2 separate regions of the Homo sapiens genome follow, and region 2 is linked to region 1. Evidence: chromatin contacts called from ENCODE Hi-C or POLR2A ChIA-PET data. All regions are on one chromosome and are shown on one strand. The core of a region is the stretch at or near the end of the contact, and the rest is flanking DNA. Distances in the headings are between cores, read along the strand shown.

What was found. A loop is a pair of places that touch in the nucleus more often than their neighbours do. ChIA-PET counts read pairs that join two places held with the same protein, here RNA polymerase II (POLR2A). Pooled maps may share reads with other maps.
Region 2: a map of heart left ventricle shows a loop between it and region 1 (2.4-fold over the local background). The contact joins two enhancer-like sites. A Hi-C loop is called at or near these places in 25 of 168 maps with a recorded cell type or tissue (Caco-2, Calu3, IMR-90 and 18 more) and 28 of 50 pooled maps. POLR2A ChIA-PET finds 5 or more read pairs at or near these places in 2 of 52 experiments (AG04450 and BJ).

Annotation. Positions count from the first base shown.
Region 1 is chr3:69,789,482-69,793,717 of GRCh38, reverse strand. All of the region lies in intron 1 of MITF (melanocyte inducing transcription factor), which reads right to left. Among named protein-coding and RNA genes, the nearest start is that of MITF, 52 kb to the right of the region's middle. Within about 2 kb of position 2,462, at least 12 of the 41 ENCODE cell types and tissues checked have a DNase peak (open chromatin) inside an H3K27ac peak, as active enhancers do; they include heart right ventricle, where a contact is called at or near this core.
Region 2 is chr3:69,926,415-69,930,708 of GRCh38, reverse strand. All of the region lies in intron 2 of MITF (melanocyte inducing transcription factor), which reads right to left. Among named protein-coding and RNA genes, the nearest start is that of SAMMSON, 71 kb to the left of the region's middle. Within about 2 kb of position 1,520, at least 3 of the 41 ENCODE cell types and tissues checked have a DNase peak (open chromatin) inside an H3K27ac peak, as active enhancers do; they include heart right ventricle, where a contact is called at or near this core.

The DNA.
Region 1 (4,236 bases), core at 1,213-3,712:
TTGCCAAGTGTTGGTGAATACATAAAGAAAAGTAGTGTTCTTCCACATAACTGGGTTTTTAAATATATACCTTATATACATTATAGGAGTGGTTCTCAACAGGAGCAATTTTTCCACCCAAGGAACATCTGGCAGTGACTAGAGACATTTTTGGTCATCATAACTTGAGCATTGGGAGAGGGTGCATGCTATGAGCATTGGGAGAGGGTGCATGCTATGAGCATCTAATGGGTAGAAGCCAGGGACGCTACGTGTTCCACAACACACAGCACAGCTACTCACACCAAAGAGCTATATGACCTAAAATGACTAAAATGCCGAGCTTGAGAAATCCTTCACTATACAGCATAGATAGCTATAATGCAAAAATTCAAAGAGGTAAATCAGCAAATTAGAAAATCTGGCTGGGTGCAGTGGCTTACGCCTGTAATCCCAACACTTTGGGAGGCCGAAGCAGGCAGACTGCTTGAGCCTAGTAGTTCAAGACCAGCCTGGGCAACATGGCGAAACCCCATCTCTACAAAAAATACAAAAAAATTAGCCAGGTGTGGTGGCAAGCGCCTATAGTTCCAGCTACTCAGGAGGCTGAAGTGGGAAGATCACTTCGGCCCAGGAAATCGAGGTTGCCCAGGAACGGTGATTGCACCACTGTACTTCAGCATGGGTGGCAGAGGGAGACCCTGTTTAAAAAAAAAAAAAAAAAAAAAAAAAAAAAAAAAGCTAAAGACTTTAGCCCATAAAACAAGAAAAAATTTAAAGTAATAAAGCAAATGAAACATTTAGAAACCCTTTAATTTTCCTCTTCAAATATTATACAGGGTAAAGCTTTAAAAATATGTATGTGTAATTAAAATATGCAATGCTATCTTTTTAGTGGAGGAGAGGAAATTTTTAGTGGGGCAGAGGAATCAATCAATAAGGAATTTTATGAATAAATTGTGATAAAACTATACTATTAAAAAAATTAGCCATTAAAAGTAGCGATTTTGAGCTAAATGTACTGATTTGGAGAGATGCCAATAAAATAATGCCAGGGAAGTCAAGTTACAAGATTCTGTACCCAGAACGAGTCCACTTTTGTAAAAATTAGAAAAACAAATTTCTCTAGATACATATCTTATTTGCATGGGTTGGGGAAGGATTGTTGATATAAACCAAACTCTTAATATTGATTTCTTTAGAAGAGTAGGATTAGGGATGGTGAGTAGGGAAATTAACCACATTTTATCTATACACTATCGTTATTCTTTTGGAATTTAAAAAAAAAATCATATAATGAAAGCTTGAGCTTAAGAAGGGAGGGAAGGAAAAAGCAAGGAGATGAGAGAGGAAAGAAAAAAAGGGCATCACTGTAACAGCACATAGGAAAACTTGAATCTGTTGTTCCTATTTTTACCAGTGAGTGCTGCTGTTGACCAATTTAATGGATAAAAGCAGTGAAATAAAATTGAAGAAAGCAACTCCAAACATCTGGCCCTTTGCTCACTATCAGACCCTTTCAGCTAGCAACACAGTTTAGTTCAGTTGGCTTTGTTTTGTTTCGTTTCTCTGATCCACTACTCATCTTTGAAAATTCTGCATCAGATAGTGATGGAATCAACTAGTCATATCTCTTTTCAAAAACAGAGGCAGCAACTGTGCTAGATGACAGCTTCACTTCTGGCAAGTACAGATGAGGATTCAGCACATCCGTCTCTACTTCAAGGAGCAACTCTCAGGGCACAGCAACTTAATTATCCAAGTCTCATTCCCAGAAAGTTCCCCGAATACCTCTGCTCCACCAGTCTTGGAAACTAAGGCCTCCTCTACTGTTGTTCACTATTATTCAAAGCATGAAACTGCATTTTCCAAGTTCTACTGCACCAATGAAATAGACCCAGCATGAAACATATAGGCAGTTCTAATAATGCCTCTTGCATACACACTTAAATGCACACACAGGGATGTCATGCAGTGCATAGCTTTGAAAAACGCACAACTGCTGCATTCCAGTATTTTGCCTCTACTTGCCATTAGATGCCACCAGCCCTATCTTGAAAAACAACAGAATAATAAGATTTAAAAGAGAAAAAACTGTGCCAGTTTGAACTTTCAAATACCCAAGGTTTTTATATTTTGCATAAGTAGCCATTCTTCTTAACTTGCCATGAAGAGGTCTTGAGCCTCTTGGGTCTCTAGATTCCTTTCTATTGACAGGCATTTTCTTACAACTTGCACATAAAGAATTGCAAAACATGGTTGTTTTTGCTTGCAAAATAATGATTTGTTACCATACTATTAATCCAGTACTAGTAAAATGAACTCAGGAACATGTATTTGTCTTTTCTCTGTTATGACACTCAAACCACCACCACCACCACCACGCTGTTAAGAAGAAAACAACTTGGAGAGCTCTTCAGCGATCATGGAGTTTTCTTTCATCCCAGACTTGAATCACAGTTGCGGAGGCCGGATTTCACAATCCCCCTCAGGGACTGCAAGTGCTGGCGCCAATCACAGCATTTCCCTGATTAGCAAACTGGCTTTAGACCCTTCAAAAACTTTCACATTTGAAATTTAACACATCTATATTTAGAACATGACTTGCAGGACATTTGCTGTACGCAAAATGGCAAAAGAAAAAAGGGCATTGGGACTATATTTGTTCATATAGAAATACAGAGATGATAACTCTAGGACCTCAAACAGAAGCAGAAACCTAGAAATTAGTGTCTCTAAAAAGAAGTTAGTGTGGGAGCTCGCAGAGCATCCACCATCTACGGTCTATTATTATTGGATGCATTTGGAATTAAGAAGTTTAATATCTTAAACCTACAAATACTGTGGCCAGGAAGTTAGTATATCTGCACGAGGACTTGGGTCTTGTATAAGAAATTCGAGAGTGAGAGAAATGAATCTGAATTTCATGCCTAGGACTGAAAGTGGGGTGCTGCTCCTCAGCTACAGCCATTTGTTGATTGGACAGACTAGGGACTTGGAATTTCCAGATTCTCCAGTTTTCCAAGAGAAGCGAGATATAGGGGTTTTGATGTGAAAGTTCCTAATTTTTAAAAAATATTGACCACTATTTCACATTTGTCAAAAACTGATTGTCCATGGGCCACATTCAGCCTGTGGCCTTGGGGTTTGCAACTTCAAGTAAGATGTTGAAATACTCAATGAAGTAGTAAAATTAGTGCCAGGTGATAAATGTGAAATTTTTAAAATTGTGGTAAAAAACAAATAAACAAACATGTTACATAAAATTTACCATTTTAACCATTTCTAAATATACAGTTCATTGATGTTAATTACATTCACATTGTTGTGCAAGAGATCTCCAGAACTTTTTCATCTCGCAAAACTGAAGCTCTATACCCATTAAATACCAACTCCCCTTTTCCCACTACCCCCTCCCCCTAGCAACCACCATTGTACTTTCTGTCTCTATGAGTTTGACTCCTCTACATACCTCATGTAAGTGGATTCATACAGTATTTACCTTCTTGTCACTGGCTTACTTAACTTACTATAAGTGGATTCATACAGTATTTACCTTCTTGTCACTGGCTTACTTAACTTACTATAATGTCCTAAAGATTCATCTATGTTGTAGCATGGCATATGACAGGATTTCCTCCCTTTTTAAGGCTGAATAATACTCCATTGTATGTATGCAGCACATTCTGTTTATCCATTCACCTGCTGATGGACATTTGGGTTGCTTCCACTCTTGGCTATTGTGACTAGCACTGCTATGAACATGGATGTGCAATTATCTATAGGACCCTGCTTTCAATTCTTTTGGATATATATATATATATACATGCACACAAAACTGGGATTACTGGATCACATGAGAGGTTTGTTTGTTTGTTTTTCTGAGACACAGTCTCACTCTGTTGCCCAGGCTGCAGTGCAGTGGTGCGATCTCCATTCATTGCAGCCTCTGCCTCCTGGGTTCAAGCAATTCGCACGCCTCAGCCTCCCAAGTATGTGGGACTACAGGTGTGTGCCACCACGCCCAGCTAAATTTTTTATTTTTAGTAGAGATAGGGTTTTGCCATGCTGCCCAGGGTTGTCTCGAACTCCTGGCCTCAAGTGATCCACCTGAGTTGGCCTCCCAAAGTGCTGGGATTACTATTTTTAATTTTTTATGAACCTCTATGCTCCTTTCCGTAGCAGCTGTATCATTTTACAATCCCACCAACAGTGCACAAGAGTTCCACTTTCTTTACATTCTCAACAAGAGTCATT
Region 2 (4,294 bases), core at 271-2,770, 140 kb before region 1:
CACACTACATCCCGAGCAGCAAGGCTTTCATATGTTCTCACCTGGACTGCTGCCTTCATCAAAAGTTATATGTTCACCATTCAATCAACAAATATTGCTTGAGCACCAACTAGATGCCAGGCAACTGTGCAAATCTTACACAGTGTGTTTAGGTAAGGGCCTCACAGAGTATGACATTGACGCCCAGACCTGAAGTTGGTGAGATGAGCCAGGCAGATTGGCAGGAACGGCATTCCAGCCAAGCATACAGCCCTCAGGTGTGAACAAGCCTTGGTTGCTCAAAGAACAGCAAGGAGGCTCTTAATACATGTTATTTACTTGGCTTTCGATTTACCACACTTGCCTGGTTTTTCTCTCACGTTCTTCATTTCTTCTCACTCTCCTTAGCTAGTTTTCTCCTCTTCTCCCCTCTAAATGTCAGAGTGCCTCAAGGATCCGAGCTTGATTTCATCTATCTACACTCCCAGCCCTGGTGATCGAACCCAGTCACATGGATTTAAGCACCCCAGAACAGAGGTCTCTGAGAACCAGACTCATCTCCACTGGCCTACGAGACGGCACCGTTTGGAGGACTGCAGACTCTCAAGCTCAGCATGTTCATCCACTCTTCCAAATTGGCTCCTCCCACGGTCTTCTGCATTTTCACAGTTGGCAACTCCATTTTTTTCTATTAGGTTGAAACATAGAAAATTGCCATTTTTGTTGGGGGCGGGGGTAGGTCAAAAAATGGTCTTCCTCTGGCTTAACCTAGTTGCTCATTCTACAAATCATGGTTATCTTTGACTCCTTTCTTTCATACCCTGGATCCAACCCATCAAGAAATATTGTTTCCATCTTCAGAAAATAATCAGAATATGATGGATTTTCATGCTCCACTGTTACCATCTGATCCAAGCCACCATCTCTTCAAACTTAGATGATGGAAAGCTTCCTGACTCTTCTACCTGCTTCTGTCTTGGCACTCTGACGGTGTATTTTCAATACAATGAATAGGGGGATCTTGTGATATTGTCAGATCAAGTCATTTCTCTATAGAAACTAAACCAAAACAAACAAAAAGAAAAACCCCACCTCTGTAATGGTTCCCTACTTATTTCTGAGAAAAAAAAACAAAAACAAAGTATTTGCAATGGCCTAGAAGTCCCTACATCAATGCTATTCACAGTGCTTATTAGAAATGCACATTCCAGGGCCCCAAACCAGAGCTAATGAATCAGAATCTCTGGGTATGGTGTTCAGAAATCCACACTAGCTTGTTAGTTCTCCACGTAGATTCTACAGACCCCTGTCCACTGTGCCTACTTCTCCCACTCCACCCCACCCCAGGAGCATTACCTCATTGACCTTGTCTCCTATAACTATCTTAAGGACATATTCACATATCCAGCCCACATGCTACCAGTGCTCCTGATTCTCCCTCCTCTGCTCTGCTTTGTCCAGAACACAGCTTGGCACACTGTGGGCACTCAGCAAGTATTTGGTACGTCAGTGAAGCAGTGTGGAACCACTGTGGCTGGCGTGCATGGATAAGGGGCAGAACCGAAGAACAAGGGGCCACATTGTGTAGGCAGGGGTTGTAGGCTAGGATTCTGACCACCTCTGGAAACGTCCTGAGGAAATGAAGTGTGACAGTCCCTCAGTCTTCCTAAGTTAGAAAGCTCTAGAGGAACTAAGTCTTCAGGCCAGGCAGTTGATTCACAGCCTGCCACCCTACTTCACATGATAAAGCTTCCTTATCTATCAGGGGCTGCCCAAAGATTGCCAATTCTTACAGCTCTCATCTAGCAGTACAACAAGCCAGTAGGGCCCTGTGGGTCTCAAATGACCGGCCGGAAGCCTGAGATTTGCTTTCACCTCTAGCTGTAGACCCCTAGATAAGTCACAGTTATTCCAAGGTCCCCAAGCTGGCAGTCCATGGACACAAACCACAGGCAAGTCTGTTCACCTAGACAGAATTTAGTGTTCTATGAATTTGTCACCAATGATGAAAAATTGGGAGTTTTCAACCCAAAATCTGGTTTCTCAAACCAGAGTTTGGATTTCTCTTTTCTGGTTGATAAATCAGAAGATCTAGAGATACCAAACTGCACTCCTACTGGGCCAGCAACTTATCAGAGTTGAAAAGCAACAGAGTTGAGAAGTAGCTTCTCCCTTTCAATGAGCACTTACTTTTCATTCTGCAACTCTCATCACTCTTTATTCTGACACTGACAACTGGACTACTTTATTCATTAACCCGTCTGATTCCTGAAGACTTTTAAATCTGCAAATCCTACCTTACCCATTCACACTTCATATCCCTGAACAAGGTTCCAAATCTGATAGAATGATGGTGGCGCAAGTGTGTTCAGAAAGCTACATGAAATGAACAATCTCATAGGAGAAAATAAAATAAATAGGTAGAACTGTAAAAGATAAAATAAAATAAACGGATATAAACTTTAAAAAGATACATACATGTTGCCCATGCAGCAATGGCTCTTTTCAAGAACTTTTCTAAGGAGATGATCAGATACGGGACAAAGATTTAGGTACACAGACATCTATTAGAGCATTATCTCTAACAGAAGTAGGTGGACTACTGCCTGGGGCATGCCGCCCATTTTTGTCAATAAGGTTTTATTGGAAAACATCCATACTTTCATTTAAGTATAGTCTATGGCTGCTTTCAAGCTATAACAGTACAAGAGCATAGTTGAGTAATGGACCCGACGGCCCCAAAAGTCTAAAACACTCTGTTTTTTATAGATAAAGTTTTTCAGCCATTAATTTCTAATAAAAAAATTGAAAACAAATATCTCATAGGCCATGGATTCAATTAATTATAAGGAAGCCATATAGTTCAGGCTTTCAGCCTCAGCACTATTGACACTGGAGCCAGATACTGCTTTGTTGTGGGGGTGATGTGTGAACTGCCTGCTGTCTCCCAGCATCCCTAATCTATACCCATTAGATGCCAAGTAACACAGCATGTCCCACTCCAGTTATGACAACCAAAACTGGCTCCAAACATTGCTAAATGCCTCCTGGGGACAAAACAGCCCTCAGTTGAGAACCACTACATATAAATGGATCCTATGCAGTCATTACAATCCACATTTTATCTAACAATTTTTTGTTTATTTCTTGTCTAGTACACTACATTGAATTTCATATATCAAATTTATTTTTTTTTTTACTTTAAGTTCTGGGATACATGTGCAGAACGTGCAGGTTTGTTACATAGGTATACATTTGCCATGGCGGTTTGCTGCACCTGTCAACCCGTCATCTAGGTTTTAAGCCCCACATGCATTAGGTATTTGTCCTAATGCTCTCCCTGCCCTTGTCCCCCACCCCTCAACAGGCTCCGGTGTGTGATGTTCCCCTCCCTGTGTCCATGTGTTCTCATTGTTCAACTCCCACGTATGAATGAGAACATGTGGTGTTTGGTTTTCCGTTACTGTGTTAATCTAACAATATTTAATGAGACGGAAAGTTCATTAATGTAAATGGGAACATAAAGCAGGTTAAAAACACTATACATGCTGCTATCCAAAATTGATTTTTAAATGCTATTTATATATATGCAAAGCCAAAAAAAAAAACTAATGACAAATTACTCGGTCAAGTCTCAACAATGACTATTCCCGAGCGATAAATTCTCAGTGATTGTTATTTTATTATTTTCTATAATGTACATGACACTGATTTTGTAATTTAAACAAGCTAGACATTCCATGAGAATGAAAGCCTACAGATCTGGACAAATGAAAATATATTCAGGCAGAATTCCTCTACTGAAAATTTTGCAAGCAACAAATAAACCCATGAAGGGGTTACACAATGGTGAAATTCGCCTTGTTTCAACTTTTTCTTGAACTGTTTGATCAGATGGAGAGGACTTTGTTTTTTCTGAAATTTTTGGTCTAACATTCAAGCTTGTACAGTTTGCATTTGTATAATATTTGACACATTTTTATGGTTTTTCCAAAGGCCACAATTACGTGGTTCAATAGTGCCTTTATAATGGCCCATTGTCAGGACCGTCCAGATCCCCCCCACCATGGGAGCTGCGAGTGCAGCATTCCACATGCTAGAACTTTTCCACGTGCCCCAGTTTAGCCCTGCCTCAGAATCGCAGACGTCTTTTTGTTGTACCATTTCCCCCCTCAAATGCCCCCATTGTTTGCAGTTTATCGGGTATTAGAGATGATTACAGCACAGGCAGAACAACTCCTTCTCATAAGTACCGACACTCTTAAGAAACTGGCAGTGGTCAAGTTTGTCAGAGATGAAAACATTGCCTTGGGCC